Linked DNA regions of Mus musculus: regions 1 and 2 are each linked to region 3. Evidence: chromatin loops called from intact Hi-C (ENCODE). Cell type or tissue: heart. All regions are shown on one strand. Links, peaks and the distances in the headings refer to the core of each region. The heading gives the core; the rest is flanking DNA. Region 1 holds the start of Slc29a3 (solute carrier family 29 (nucleoside transporters), member 3). Region 2 overlaps Cdh23 (cadherin 23 (otocadherin)). Region 3 overlaps Cdh23 (cadherin 23 (otocadherin)).

The links. A loop is a pair of places that touch in the nucleus more often than their neighbours do. Peaks named below come from ENCODE experiments on the same cell type or tissue, not always from the same donor. Only the 100,000 strongest peaks of a DNase experiment are listed, where the experiment ranks them.
Region 1: a loop joins it to region 3, with 7 times the contacts of the local background. A loop is called at or near these places in 33 of 42 quality-filtered maps.
Region 2: it touches region 3 in a loop (5-fold over the local background); 35 of 42 quality-filtered maps call a loop at or near these places.

Annotation. Positions count from the first base shown.
Region 1 is chr10:60,751,758-60,762,170 of GRCm38, forward strand. It overlaps Slc29a3 (solute carrier family 29 (nucleoside transporters), member 3), which reads right to left and starts at 1,025. Exons shown (of 6, transcript NM_023596.3): 1 at 977-1,025. The coding sequence starts at 977. In heart, for the core only: a CTCF peak has its summit at 5,440 (motif pointing left); a DNase peak (open chromatin) is centred at 5,434.
Region 2 is chr10:60,304,281-60,306,780 of GRCm38, forward strand. Cdh23 (cadherin 23 (otocadherin)) reads right to left here. Exons shown (of 71, transcript NM_023370.3): 64 at 1,829-1,949; 65 at 1,660-1,739; 66 at 1,451-1,491; 67 at 1,298-1,358; 68 at 778-907; 69 at 545-667; 70 at 144-248. Among named protein-coding and RNA genes, the nearest start is that of Psap, 28 kb to the left of the region's middle. In heart, for the core only: a CTCF peak has its summit at 1,181 (motif pointing right); a DNase peak (open chromatin) is centred at 1,121.
Region 3 is chr10:60,406,947-60,409,446 of GRCm38, forward strand. Cdh23 (cadherin 23 (otocadherin)) reads right to left here. Exons shown (of 71, transcript NM_023370.3): 27 at 2,069-2,221; 28 at 429-542. It also overlaps a transcript of Vsir not described here. Among named protein-coding and RNA genes, the nearest start is that of Gm17455, 8.5 kb to the left of the region's middle. In heart, for the core only: no CTCF peak of the experiment used is centred there; a DNase peak (open chromatin) is centred at 1,060; H3K27me3 peaks cover 1,537 bases.

The DNA.
Region 1 (10,413 bases), core at 4,012-6,511, 350 kb after region 3:
CACAAAGACCAAAGAGGACCATGCAAGGACCTAGACAGGGCCATCCATGCAAACGTGCTTTAAATTATTGTTTGTTTTTTAAATATAAACAGAATCTAGAGAAATGTTTCAGCAGTGAAGAGCGCTTGCTGTTCTTTCAAATGACCCGTGTTCAGTTCCCAGCACCCTAGTCAAGTAGCTCAGCTACTTTTAACTCCTGTTCCAGGGAATTCTATGCCCTCCTGTAGCTTTTGTGGGCACCTGAAAGAACTGCACATACCCACACAAAGGCACACATATGTACACGTATTTTCTTTTTTAGTGTGAAAGATAATCATGAAGCATCAGAGAACTGGCAAGGACCTGTTCCATTTCCAGAAGTTCAGGCTAGGAGGGTGGGCGCACGGCTCAGCGGCTCAGTGTGGGTCACCCAGACCCACACAGGTCTGAAGTCCCTTCTCAGCTACTGTGTCTATTCATCAAGGACTACTCAGCCTTGACCAAGCATCTGAAGTTGCCAGGGATCTTCTCTAACCAGGTCACGGGCGGTGCAGTGGACTGAGCAACGCCTTATTACTCTTTATAAAAGGTAGCTGTGGCTTTGGATGAATAGAGAAAGACAAAGAAAGGAGAGGAGGCGGAGAACCTCCCGGGGCCAAGCTGTCCCTGCCTCTGACTGGGGTCCTGGGGTAAGGACCAGTCAGAGCTGGAAAGGGTAGGAGTCTGGGGACTGAGAACATGTCTGGCCAGCCCGTGTGCCACGATGGCTCCTGTGGACACAGGCTGGGGTCCAAGAGCGAGCCTGGCAGTAGGCTAAGACAAGTCCTCGCTGCAGAGGCAGCTGTGGCATCCGATCCGGACCCGCAAAGCCTTCTGGATCTTTCGGGCCGACCTGTCCCCACACGCGGGACCAGAGAAGAGTGTGGAGGAGAGGCCAGGCTCAGCCTCGGGAAGGGAAGACCCAGCCAAGCATGGGGGCCGCTGCACCCGCACTTACTGTCGCTGCCGCTGCTACCTCCACCAGGTCCAAGGCGCTGGGCCACTGTGACCAGAGCTCAGCCAGGCCGGGCTCCGCCCTTGTCCTCCCAGCCCCGCCCTCCTTTTCTCAGCTCACCACGCCCCGTTCAGCGCTTCCGGGTTTGCCGACTCCTCCCTCTGGCCCCGCCCCCACGCGCGCCTCTTCCTGGCCTACGGCAGTAACTGCAGGCGTCCAATTGCAAAGTGAAAAAAGTGTGGCTTTGGAACAGGTCCTGCCTGACTCCCTATTGGTATCCACCGCCTCATTCCCTAGGGTGCCCCACAGCCCCCTGCTCCCCCTCAATACTTCCAGAGCAGGATGTACCAGCAAGATGAACTTGGCCTCCCAGCCTAGGTGGAGAGCCGCAGAGAGAGCTTGAAGCTATTTGGTGGCAGTGAGCGAGGCCAGAGTGAGCAGATTTGTGTTGGAGGGGCAATCCAGATGCCACATCTGCAGAAGAGAAACTTTTGGGAGACTCTGAGATCAAAGTTCAGGAGAGAGCTGAAGATGGCTCCTGTACAGCTCCGAGTGCAGAGTGGGGGTTACGGAACCGATGTGCTTTGTTTTTGTTTTCTTTTTGAGAGAGAGAGAGAAAAGTGGGGAACCTAAGGAAACACCCAAGAGTGGCAGAAGTTTGGGCTTCCTTTCTACCCAATCCCTTACCACTGGGGGGTGACTTCCTCCGCTGCCCTGCAGGGGACGTGTAGGTGTCACCTACCACCCGCACTTGGGAGGCTCTGGGGTTTAGGCTCACCTTAGCTACATAGTGGTCAGCCCAGGTTACTTGAGACCCTGGCGGCGTTAGGGTTGGAGTATACATGCCTGCGCTGTCCTTACAGATCACCTGAGGAGAGGAGGTAAGGACAGGAGGGGAAAAGAAAGAGGCAGAGTAGGAGTTGGCTGATGTCCTGCGCTAGACCAGAGAAAACGTGGGCACAAGCAAGGCTGGTGTGGGCCAGTCCCAGAGACCAGCTGGGGACTTACTGATGCCAAAGCTTAGTAGGCTTCTTTTCATAAGTGTGAAGGGGGAAAAAATAGAATTTTCTCTACCCATCATGGTTCCTAGTTGGCAAAGGATCCCTAATATCAAACACAGAAGAAAAACAACAGGCTTTTAATAATGTGTAACACAGACACACACACACTTGCCCACTCACACACATACACATGCACACTTTTAGACACACTCACATATATGTATACATGCACCCATGCACACATGTACATATGCACACACATCAGACATGCATACCCACATACACACGTGGGTGAGGCTCAGAGAAATGAGTAAATCTCAAAACATGGCCTAAATACCAGCCTCAACTGCAAGGGGAACACGTGAGGTCTGGAATTCGGCTCTGTGGGAGAGCAGAAGCTAGCATGCTCCAAGCCGTGGGCACACTCCCTACAGGGCACAGAGGAGGCAAAGGTTACCTCAGGATCAGAAAAAGCACAGCAAACAAGAAGGTAGCCTGGGCGGTTCTCCTTGTCTCCCTGTGTCCTTTGCTGTGATAAAACCCCGGAGTAAAACTGACTTGGGACGGAAAGGGTTAATTTCATCTTAGAACTCCACTGAGGGGAATCGGAGCCAAAACTGAAGATAGGAAGCTGGAAGCAAGAATTAAAGCAGACACCAGGAAGAAACTGAGGCTTACAGGACTTGATCTCTCGGTGGTAGAAACTCAGGAGTTAGGGAACTCCTGGAGGCAGGAACTGAGACAGAAGCCGTGGAGTAAAGTTGCCCTCTGGTTTGCTTTAATACAAGCCAGGGCCACCTACAAGGCATAGCTATAAAAGTACCTTTCATTGGCCTAATGTAATTGTTGTCTCAGAGGTTTACTGCCTCTGTCTGCTAACCTAGGCCTAGTCTTGGAAGCTTCTAGCCTCTGTACAATCTTACCTAGGCCTAGAATGTTTACAGCCTCTGAGACTGCTGAATTTCAAGCTCACCCTTTCCTAGTTTTTTTTTCTGAGTTCTGGCTGTCTGGTTCAACTCAGCTATTCTGGCTCAAAGTCCTCTCTACACTGACTGACTCAATCTGGCTTTTCTAGGCTTCTCCTGAATTGCTCTGCTCAGGCTCATACTAACTTCAGCAATCTGTTCTGGTCCTTGGGCTCCCTCTCATTCTCTGGTTCCTTCTGTCTTCACCTGTGTCTGGCTTGTTTTCCCTCTGCAACCTGTCTCTGGACAACTGTCCCAGTAAGGACTGTCTTCCTCCCCTCTTCCTCTCTGCATTGCTCTCTCTTAAGTAGCCTCTCTTTTCTCTCTGTTCTTGTGAGAGTTGGGCAGATCCTATTCTGTCAAATCTTTCTCTGATTCATCACTTTGTCTGCCACTCAATAAGATATCACTTTCAAACATGGGTGCTACCTTCTCCAAACTAACTTTACCTTCATTGTTTTGGATTAAAGGTGTGTACTAAGGGCATGTCTGCATTCCAGCCAGAGGGATTAAAGGTGTGTACTAAGGGCATGTCTGCATTCCAGCCAGAGGGATTAAAGGTGTGTACTAAGGCTGAGTCACACCACAACTAGAAACAGATTTTTCCAGTAAACCACACAATCTCGGGGTTCACAGTGTGATCAAGTATCCTGCAACACACGACACTATCCCCAGTGGGTCAATCACTAGTTAAGAAAATGCCCCATAGATTTGCCTACAGACCAATCTGATGGAAGAGGGTTTTTTTCAGATGACTACAGATTGTGTCCAGTTAACAAAATACTTAGGCAGTTTTGGGGAATTCAGGTTGAGTGGGCCCATAAAAAGTATTTGGGTCCTCACTTTCCAAGACTGTAGGTCTGCCTGCTCTCCCTTTTCTGCCCTTACTGGATGTCTTAGTTTACTTTTCTGTTCCTGTGATCAAATACCATGGACAAAGCACTTTAAGGGAGAAAGGGGTTAGGCCACAATTCTATTTCCTGCCCATCTTGGCAGGGAAATCAAGGCAGCAAGAGCCAGCAGCAGCAGGTTACATTCCATCTGAAGTCAGCAGAGAGTAGTGCACGCATGTGCTCAGCTAGCTTTCTTCATCCTTATACAGTTCAAGATTTCCCTGAGTAGGGAATGGTGCCACCCATCATGGGCTGGGTCCCCCCACTTCAATCAGTGTAGTTTAAATATTGCATCACAGACATGGCTGGAGGCCCATTTGCTGTGCTTCTAACTTCTGTGTGGTTGACAATAAACAGCGTTCATTATACCTGGGATCTTTTTTTTTTTTTTTTTTTTAACTACATGGCCTTTCCCCATGACTAGCCCATGTAGAGAATGAGACTGTGGAGTGTGCAGTCCTAAATGGGATGTATATAGAACACCCTTCCCTCTGAGACTCAGGGATCACTGACAGAGTATAGAAACATGATAAAAGCCAAAGGTGGTAAATGTGGCAAGCACACAGTGTTCTGTTCTGAGGCACAACAGGGATGCTACACACATGAACCCACAGTGGTTATGATAGCAGGCTGTGGTAGTTTAAATTAGTGTGGCCCCCATAGACTCCTGTGTTTGGATGCTTGTCCAAAGAGAGTGGCACTATTAGGAGGTGTGGCTTTGGTGGAGGGGGTGTGGCCTTGTTGGAAGGGGTGTGGTCTTGTTGGAGGAGGTGTGGCTTTGTTGGAGGAGGTGTGGCCTTGTTGGAGTAAGTGTGTCACTGTGGAGGTCTTAAATGCTCAAGCCATGCTCAGTGTAAAACACATCCAGTCTCCTCCTGGTTGCCTTTGGATCAAGGTCTCCAGCACTACATCTACTCCCATGATTCCATGCTTCCCACCATGATGGACTAAACCTCTGAAGCTGTAAGGTAACCCCAGTTATATGCTTGCTTTTTAAGAGTTGCCATGGTCATGGTGACTCTTCACAGCAATAAAACCCAAATTAAGACTTAAGGCCCATGCAAACTTAAGCCAGACAAAATCCCAGCATGAAAGTAGGGCCAAGTGGGCAGGAAGTTCCACCCCTTCTGGAAGAGAAAGTGGCATTTGATAGCTAATTTAGACAATGCAAATGGAACTCCACAAGTTGAGAGAGAGAGAGAGAGAGGAACTAGGATAGCACAGCAAGTTGGGTGGACAGGGAGTTGAAGTGGAGGTGGGGGGAGCTGGGGTGGATATGATTAGAATACATTCTATAACATTCTTTAAAAATTAATAAAATTATTAAAATTTAAATTCACAAAAGAAATTGTGGATACCTTTTCAACAAAATTGGTAGGTACTTTTCTTGCTCAAAAAACCAAAATAAAATAAAAAGGACAGAATCTTCCTAGGTGGTCCAGCCTCCTGCCAGGGTGGCGGGGGTAGTGTGGGGGGGGGCTTTGAGCCGCCAGCCTTCCCTCTCCAGCCTTTCCACTCAGGTGCTGGGAGTACCTTCTTTGGAGTCAGCCTGGCCGGCTCAAGGGAGTCCATCGGGTTTTACTGGTAGATGTTGCCACCTTGAGGTCATTTTCTGCCACTGCAACGTCCCTGTTTTAACCTCATTGGTCAGATTTTTTTTTTCAGGATTCCACGGCCCCCAGATGAGGCACTTGTAATTCTAAGATTCCCACAACAACTAGTTCTAATCCAAGTCCTTTCCCCAGTTGATGCCAGTCACCTCTCCTTGATATGTGCTGGTTCATCAGCTCTCTCGGGAAGTTATGACCTTTACGGGACTGTGGCCCTTGAGCCCTCTGTCCCTGCTCCATGCGTGGGGACACCCCTTTGTCTGCTTAGAGCCCAAGGTCTTAGTAATACCCAAACACCCATATCTCTGTTTTTCTGGTGCTCTGGGTGGCTCACTTTGACCCAGTTTATGAGGGTGTCTAGAGAGACACCAGCAGTCAGGAGGGTCCATTTGAATACATGACCACCAACCCAAGCCAGGGCTTCCCAGTATTCCCTGCGCACCTCAGCTTCTCTATCACCTTCTTCAAACCCCAGGGACACGCCCCACGGGCATGGTCTGTCCTCCTGTCCCCACAGAAAAGATCAACATCACTAACTAGGGTGTTCACCCTTCCCTATATCCCTTTCCTCGTTCTGCCTCCTTAGCCTGGTCCCCTCTCTTCTGCTTCTCCAGCTGACTGCTCCCTACCGTGCTCCAGAACCCACCCCCTTTCCTGCTCAGGAGCCTCCTGGACCCACTGCCCCTTGTCTTTCTTTGTCACAGTCTCCATCCCACAGCCTTTGTTTATTATTTATTTATTTTTTTTAATCTCTCATGTTCCAGCTTCCTATAATCCACATAGAGATCTGTATGCAAACCTCACATGGCGTTCGCAAAGGACTTCACATGGTATCATGCACACCTGCCTTAGTTACCTTTCTTACTCGTGTGGTAAGCGTTAGGGCAAAAGGAACTTAATGGAGGGCTTTTCTTGGCTCTCAGTTTGGTGGCTCCCAGTCTGGTGGCTCCTAGTTTGGTGGCTCCCAGTCCTCTGTCATGATGGGTAAGGCCTGGCAGGAAAAGTCTGAGTCACTTCATCAGATGGCATGCCTGTTAGGGGCAGAGTGGAATGAATGGTACCCAGCCAGGGACCCCAGCCCATGTGACTGTACCGCTGGTCTTCCTGCTTCAATAGTGCGTCTAGAGAATCCTTTACAAGTAGCCCTTCCCACGCTTGTCTCTTCTGTCAAGATGAGACTCAGTATTAACCATCACACAACTGAGCAATGCTTGAGCCCCAGAAGGTCTTCTCTTCTGCTCACTATAGCTTAAATGAATTCCCATTGCACACTACAGTGTAAAGTGTTTACTATACCACGGGGGGTGTGCAGCAAGCACAGTTGTCTCTGTCCTGTGGTTTCTGCTACATCACCGGGAAGGTTCAACGGCTGAGGCTCCAATTCCCTTCTTCACCTGTTTGTGTGTCTGACTGGTGGTGCTGGCTGTTGCTGGGACCTGTGCTGGAGCCCTGAGCACAGTATAAGCAGCTTCTTACTGTGATTCTTGGAGCTTTGTGGTGATGTAATTGCTGTGAAGAGACACCGTGACCAAGGCAACTCTTATAAAGGACAACATTTAATTGGGACTGGCTTATAATTTCAGAGGTTCAGTCCATTATCACCATAGCAGGAAGCATGGCAGTGTGCAGGCAGACCTGGTGCTGGGAGAGTGGGGAGTTCTACATCTTGATCCAAAGGCAGCCAAAGAGAGATGTATTCTGCACTGGGTGAAGCTTGTGCATAGGAGCCCTCAAGCCCACCCCCACAGTGACACACTTCCTCTGACAAGGCCACACCTCCTAATAGTGCCTCATTCACACACATATGGGTATGCAGGCCATCGCTATTTTAACCATCAGTCTCTGAGGGCGGTCATCTTTTTGTGACTCAGGAATTATCCAAGGTAGACTCTCCCAGGGCTGACCTCCAGATCACTAATTAGCCAAGGATAGCCTTGAACTCTAGATCCTCCTGTGCTGGGATTAAGGTTGTATGCCACCATACCTGGCTAAACTTCATCTCTAGATGGAGGAGTTGTTAGCTTACAGGTGATTCTGCTAAGTTCATCCCAGAGACCTAGCAACAGCTTACATCATCATCTGTTCAGTGGCCTGGCTTACATAAAGACTGCTTGTCACCTTCGTCCTCTCTCTCTCTCTCTCTCTCTCTCTCTCTCTCTCTCTCTCTCTCTCTCTCTCTCTCTCTCTCCTCACACACACACACCCACATGTTCCTGGCAGGCCTTTCTATTATTCCTTACCCTCCCTCCCCCGACCCTCATGCTCTGTGGCTCTGCCCCATCTCTCTGCCCCTACCCCTTCTCCAGGTCCTCACTCCCCTCCCTTCCCCCAAACAAACTTCCCTTATACCACCAGGTCTGTCTCATGGTGTGATTTCTCAGGGAGACACCTTGGCATGAGCCCACCAGATACTCTCTTACTCCTGCCCACCTACCGCCACATTATATTTCACAACAGGAGTGTCCAGGTCATTCTGGAAATTGAAGCATATGGTGAAACTGTGTCATAGAGATCTCAAGACACTCCTGTGCCACAGCCCCTGGCGGGTCTCGTGTTCCTGTGCTGCTGTAGTTAAAGCTACAGTATCTGAGAACTCATTGTGCTTCCTTATTCATTGTTGCAGCACTGCTGTTTCTGTCCAGGTGCACCCACCCCGTGCTGGACTCCACCTGCGATCATTTCTGTTTCCATCAAGGTCAATCTGTTAGCCTTTAGCAGGAACCCATGTAAGGAGTGTGTGTGTGAAGGTTTGTATATGCTCAGCCCAGGGAGTGGCACTATTAGGACGAAGTGTGTCACTGTGGGTGTGGGCTTTAAGACCCTCCTCCTAGCTGCCTGGAAGCCAGTCTTCTCCTAGCAGCCTTCAGATGAAGATGTAGAATTCTCAGCTCTTTTAGCTCCATGCCTGCCTGGATGCTGCCACGCTCCCGCCTTGATGATGACGATGGACTAGACCTCTGGACCTGTAAGCCAACCCTAATGAAATGTTTTCCTTTATAAGTGTTGCCTTGGTCATGGTGTCTGTTCACTGCAGTAAAACCTTAACTAAGACAGAACTGATGAAGAGAACCAGCTCCACAGGGTTGTCCTCTGACCTCCACACTGTGGTACACGTGTTCTTTCACACACACACACACACACACACACACACACACACACACACACACACACAAAATAAATACATATTTTAAATAGAAGGGTTTGGAATTATTAGTTGGTTTTCTTTTCGTTTTATGGATATTGATTTATCGCCGTTTGCTTCTAATGGTGATTTCTGTGAATCAGCTGAGTCTCGCTGTCATTCCCATTTCAGACCAGAGGAGGGCGCGCCTGAGCTGCCTGGAGAAAAGCAGTCCAGGCTCCCTGGGCGGCAGTCTGAAACGGCAGGGTCTCTGGAGCCAGAGCCTTCCTGGTTCTAACTGCATCGGTTCGGTTTTCGGGCGCCATCTAGTGGTTAGTTTCTTATTGTTCCTGTGGCCCGTTGACCAAAATGTGGCTTAGCTACAGTACCCAGGGCCAGGTGTCTCAGGGGGCCCTGAGAATCTCTCCTTCACGCCAAGGCCCTGTTCCACTATGGCTCGGTCGAAGGGACCCTAGAGATGAGCATCTGTGCAGTTTTGTCAGAGCCGAGATCTGCTGCTAAGAGGAGGGCAACAAAGACCAGCTGCCAATCATCGCCGGGAAGTGTTACAGCCGTCTCTCTAGATCCCAGACTCAGAGGCTCAGACAGAAGTGGCCTTGACCTCAGTTTAGGTACAAAGTTCTGAGGCTAGCTTCTGTGACCTAGAGTTAACGGTGGCTTGGGGGGCTCCTGCACCTCTATAATTTACTCTGTCCTCCCTGTTTCTCACACTGACAACCACTGGACTTTACAACCCTTGTTCCCAGGTTCGCCTGTTCTCTCTACCCCACTCACCCAACGATAACCTCTCTCTCAAGGCAAGGACCCTTTCTTCCTGTTCTCTCCTGCCCTCCATGTAGCACCCATAAATTTCACTTTTTATTCTTGAATTGCCTAGCTTAGTCAAGCCTGGCCCATTTCCCATATTCCCAGGACATGTCCACCTGCCTGCCTGATCAATAAATTCCTCTCGAAAGACCTTTACCGGGCTGGAGAGATGGCTCAGCGGTTAAGAGCATTGACTGCTCTTCCTAAGGTCCTGAGTTCAATTCCCAGCAACCACATAGTGGCTCACAACCACCTGTAATGGGATCCAATGCCCTCTTCTGGTGTGTCTGAAGGCAGATACAGTGTACTCATATACATGAAATAAATAAATCTTTTAAAAAAAAGAAAAAAAGAAAAAGAAAAAAGAAAGACCTTTACCCTGGCAGCATCTGGGGCCTAGGAACTTGCTGAATGTGGTTATCATGGGTCTTGGCTGACCAGATAGTGAAAGCAGGCCAAGTGTGTGTGAGCACGTGCATGCAGGCACAAGCATGTATATATTATGTGCTCTGCCCCCACCCCAATACACCATAAACACCCAGAGGACCCATGGACTTCCTTTTGTCTTGAAAATTTCTCAATCTAGACCCACCCCACTTTGAAATTGCCTTAGAGCCAGCTGCAGGCTGTAGAGAGTGAGAGCTGGCAAGGCCCACAGGAAGCTCACACTTGAAGCTTAGCAGACAGATGTTTGGTCGAGTACCCTGTGTTAATGTAAGATCAGAGCCTCACCACAGGACTTTCCAGACCCTGAATAGTGTGGTGGGCTTCATGACACCTCCACAACCAGGTCAAGGGCTTATTCCAAACTCAAGGGACTGTAGGCCATGGGGTCTGGGAACTGCCAACCAGATGCAGGGCGAGGCCTGAGAGCCACCTGAGGGTTATGGGTACCAGTTTAAGCAGAGGTAATTATCAAGTCATGAAAATTAAAATATGCACCCCTCCACCTGCAGACTGGTTCACTGGCAGGACACAGGTTTATGATTTCATTACCAGGCACCACCTGCAGGGAAACTCTT
Region 2 (2,500 bases), core at 1-2,500, 100 kb before region 3:
TGGGTTTGGCTGCTAGGTTAACAGAAGAGCAGATAACTCCCAGTAACGAGAGGGGGGGGGGTGGGGGGGAGAGAGAGAGAGAGAGGCATCCCCAGGAATGGGGCACGGCACACAGTTCCCAGCTCCCGAGGCTACCTCACTACCTCGGAGATGGAGGAATGGCAGGAGGAGGCTTTTTGTACCATCCGTTGTGCAAAGAGTTTTTTGAGCCGTAGGTAATCCTCCAGGACCACCTTCAGCAGCGAGCCCTGAGGAAGGGAGAAGGTTAACTTCCCACTTAGGCTGCTGCCTGCCCCTAGCTCTTACACGCCCATGGCAGTCACGGTTCTACAGGTATCCAGTTCAAATGAAGAGGATGGGAAAAGAGCCTGAAAACTGACCGTTCAGTTCCGAAGACGCCACAGGCTGCCGAGCCTATTAACCCTAGTGCCCAAACTCCCATCCTGATAGAAGGCGGGTCCAGATAAACCATCTCCTTATATCCTTGAGTAGGGGTCAAATTCAAACAGGGTCTGGGCACTGGACCCTGCAGGAGAGGGCTCACCTTAATAGGCCCCTCTCGAATGATCTGGCCCAGCTTGGCGATGTTGTCGTATTCCTGGATGGCTGCACGCAGGTATCTGTCATCATCGGGCTTGACTGCTGCAGGCTCACGCCCAAAAGTTCCCTGGAGGAGAGGGGAGCATTGGCTGGAGCAGGGAGGTTGACATCATAGGGTAGGGAACCACCCTCCCAAGTCCTGAGCTCGGCCTGCTGCATGCTGCCACCCTGGCTCACATGGGTGCGGGTGGGGCTGTTCCACAGGTCTGCGATCTCACTCAGGTTCTCAGGGAGGTCATCTTCGTGCTCGGCCTGCGCAGCCAGCTCCAGGTTCCGGCAGAAGGGGTCCAGCCACACAGGGTTGGCTCTGTAGTTGGGGAGTAGCATAGGGTAGAAAAGATGCCTTGCCTCTAAGACTGCCCATTCCCTGGGCCAGCCACAGAACCTTCAGCAGGGCTGCATAGGAACTCTGCCACAGCTCCTATGGCTATATCCTTTTGTTACAGGATCCTGTGAGAGCTACGACTGCCTACCAGCCTGGGTCAGCTTTGTCAGGGAGGCCTCACCCCCTCCCTCTGCTCCCTCTTAATTGGGACCTGGACAACACATTTTTAAGAGTGCGGAGAAGTGATAAGACCACTAGGGGGAGCCCACACTCCATGTTTCAGCCAGGGTGGCAGCTGCTACAGATAACTTCTCTGTAGCTGGGTCCTGTAGGGATCCTAAGGAGATCTGCAGACTTGAGGAGTCCACACACCCATCGAAGGAGTATTTGTTGGTATTGGGCATGTCCATGATGTCAATGAAGCCACGGTTCCCTGCATGGAGAGAATTTGAGTGAGGGGCAAAAGGGTACAGCCAAGGGGAGGACCAGGCCCCCTTAACCTGACCCCCAACAACCTTCACTCACCCGCAGAGCCAGCCACAATGGCCTTTAGCTTTCTCTTGTGTCTGGAGAGAGAGGGAAGGAGGAAGAGGGAGCGGGGAGGGAGAGAGTGTCAGTTGGCTCCATAAGGGAAGCTGGCCTGTTACCTCTGGTCCTCGGCCCTGCCTGCCTTGGTGCCCACTGTCTGGGGGACATCGGCTATTCTGGTTCAGGCAGGAGGTGGGGACACTCACATGGTCCTGTAGTACCAGTTCATGAGGACGAAGAGCATGGCAGCCAAGAAGAGAAGGATGGCCAGGACAATGATGGCCATCTGTGGACATAGCAGGCCAGCCATTAGCAGGCTGGTCCAGGGGCAAAACCCAGACTGCAGGCGGGTGGGGACAGACACAACACACGTACCTGCAGGGCAGACATGTCATCCGGCAGCTGGACAGAGATGGCGGGCTGCACATCCAGCACGTTGTAGTTCCTGAAGAGGTTCCGAAGCTGCTCCTTGTTCTCATCGATCATCTGGATGACCCTGTATAGGAGCCATGGCCTCTGCTCTACCCCAGCCACCCACCGCCCTCCATTCTGGGGCAGTGTGTTCTGTTCCCACCATAAGCCCCACATGCTCACATGCTGCTCTGAAGCTCTGCAAGAGAAAAGCCACCTGGCTGGGTGAGCATGGCATCTTACAGGGCCTCTGTGTCTGCGGCCAGGGTCTTCATGGACCCCAGACAAATGGAGTTTTATTGGAGAATGTGGTGGTTTGAATAAGAATGGCTCAATGGTTTGAATAAGAACGACCCAAATAAGCTCATAGATTTGTGTGCTTGGTCACCAAGGAGCAGCACCATTAGGAAGCAGGTGTGGCCTTATTGGATGGAGTGTGTCACTGGGGGGTGGGCATTGAGGTTTCAGATGCCCAAGCCAAGTCCAGAGTCTCTCTCTCTCTTCCTGCTGCCTGTAGATTAGGATGTAGAATTCTCGGCTCCTTCTCCAGCACCACGCCTGCCTGGATGCTGCCACGCTTCCCACCGTGACGATAATGGACTGAATCTCTGAACTGTAAGCCAGCCAGGACATTAA
Region 3 (2,500 bases), core at 1-2,500:
CCAACCACCAGCAAAGAGAAGGTCAGGTGAGGGGTGGGGCATGAGCCAAGGAACCCCAAGGCCACGGGACCTGGAGGAGCAAGGAAGAGTTCTTCCCAGAGGCTGGGGGTGGGGTTCGGGGTGTCTGTAGCTCTGCCCAGGGCATGGAATCCAGTCTCCTCCTGGCCACCTTCTGATGAAGACATTTTTTCTTTCCAGCAGAGTGGCCATGAGTCTACTTATTGGCCTGCATGTGGCTTTACCCTTCTTTATAGTTGGGAGCACATGATAGCCACTGAGGGGTAGTCACTCACCCCACAGTGCCCTGTGAGTGTGGGGGCCTTTCTTCACTAGCCTCGGGGCAGAGGGTTGACTCTAAGCCGGGCTCCCCAGGGTAAACTCTGCCTGGAACAGCCATGTGGGCAGTGTGCACGACAGCTAGCACTCACCTATGGCCTCCAGCACCAGTGTGTACGCAGCCGTGGTCTCACGGTCCAGGCCGACTACGGTTCTCACCACGGCATCACGGTAGCCCACACTAAACTTCCCATCCACGTTTCCCGCTGCAGGCAGAAGAGAAGGAAGACTTGGGTTGTTCAGCAGAGTTCTACAAAGTGACGCACCATGACTCTCCTCCTGAGTGGGAACCTGCACAGGATCCCTCAGAGGATGCTCTTACAGGTAGAGGGTGCAGCTTGTATGAGCACCTACTGTGTGCCAGGCACTCCAATTATGGACTAGTTCCTTTAACCTCCACTTGATCTGCAGTTCTGTATCCTGTCCTGTGCTCCTCCTGTATGTTCACTTTGGAGCGTGGGTCCTGCCCATGTTGCCCTAGCATCTCTCCCAGAGGAGGCTGAACAGCTGACCTGGGTAAGGGACATTTTACACATGGCTCAGGCCTGACTGGGGTACAAGTGTGAATTTCCCAGGACCCTCATCTTTAGGGATAGTGAGGGGCTGAAAGGACTACAGCTCTCTAGGCGGGAATTCAGAATGGCATAGAGGAGCATGTGGACAGGAGACAGGTGGGCTTGGTGTCCTTGAGTGGCGGTCCCCTTGTTGGGTGGAGCCAGGGAAGGGACTGTCTGAGACCAGAGAGGGAGAGACGCCGCCTGTGTGAGCAGGCTGCAGTACAGCACTCTAGCCAGCAGAGGGAGCCATTGTACTGTGCTCGGAACAACTGGTTACAGAGATTGACAATCTAGAAGGGCTCAAGGCAGGTGAGCAGGTAGAGTCCCTTTACAGGTGCTCTTTACATGGCTTGCCTCTGAGAGGAAAGACCCAGAAGGTTCCTCCCAGTCTAATGTGTCTTCTGCAAGAGACAGAACCCAGTTCTGCATGGGGCAGGCAGGAAATAAAGAGCAATTAGTGTTAGCGGCAGAAGCTCTCGGTTGATGTCATGTGGGTGCCTCACCAACTATGGCTTCCTGGGATGGTCTTTGGGCTAGGAGGTGGGAGTGAAGAGGAAAGGAGGGGAGAACCTGGGATCCCTTGCTGCTGAGGAGAGGTGACAGGGAGGGTAGTGTGTATGCTGCATATGTGTACAGGTATGTACACATAGATGTAGTATAGTGTGACGTGGCTTCAGGTGGCTCGTAAGCAGAAAGAAGGTGGGTATGGGAGGGTTACAGGGATGTGTGTCCTAGTGCCTGTCAGGTGGGTCAGGCATCAAAGAAAGAGGAAAACGGTTATAGCTCGTGAGGTGACAACCATAGAGCATGTTTGTCTTTTCCCACGGGGTCTACCTCCGTGGCAGGTTCACTTTCTCCAGAGAGCCAGGACAGGGCCTTATCAGCTTTAGCCACAACTCTATTGAACATGTTCCAGCCCAAACCAAACCCATCTCAACCAACAGATTTTATGAGTCCCCGAGGAGGGATGAAGCCACATTCCTGTAGTGACTGCCTTCTGAAGTGGGGTGAAGGGACGCCCCAGGCAACACTCTGTCCCCTCTGCCCATGCCCAGCACACCTTCAGCCTCAAAACTCCCAGCAAGCCCTTGGGGGCGGGGGGGGGCAAGGAAGTTGAGGCTGATTGCCACCCCCTCCCCCTGGTCCAGGTCCCTGCCAGGCAGCAAGGGCCGTACCTGTGATGAAGTAGCTGAGCTCCGCATTGAGGCCCACGTCATTGTCTGTGCAGTTCAGCCAGACCACGCGGAACTCACGGGGAACGTCCTCAGACACGGACACGTTGTACACGGCAGGGAAGAAGGTGGGAGTCTCATCGTTCACATCCAACACTGAAAATTGAAGGGACACGCTAGCCCAGGCCCTGGCTCCTGCTGTAGATGGCTGGGGCCATACTGCAAGGGTTTCCAAGGTGGGTTGTGGGCTCCAGGGGGGCTTATGTGTCAGTGTTGTCTGGTTATGAGTCCAGGAGGCCTGTATGGTGGCTAAGTCATCTAGGTTCAAACTGACCAGAGCTAGCACTCCCCCTACCACACTATCTATCCCTGACTGTCAGACTGAGAGGAGCACAGAGCATCCCCACCCCCAGGAGGCACTTAACAACAACAACA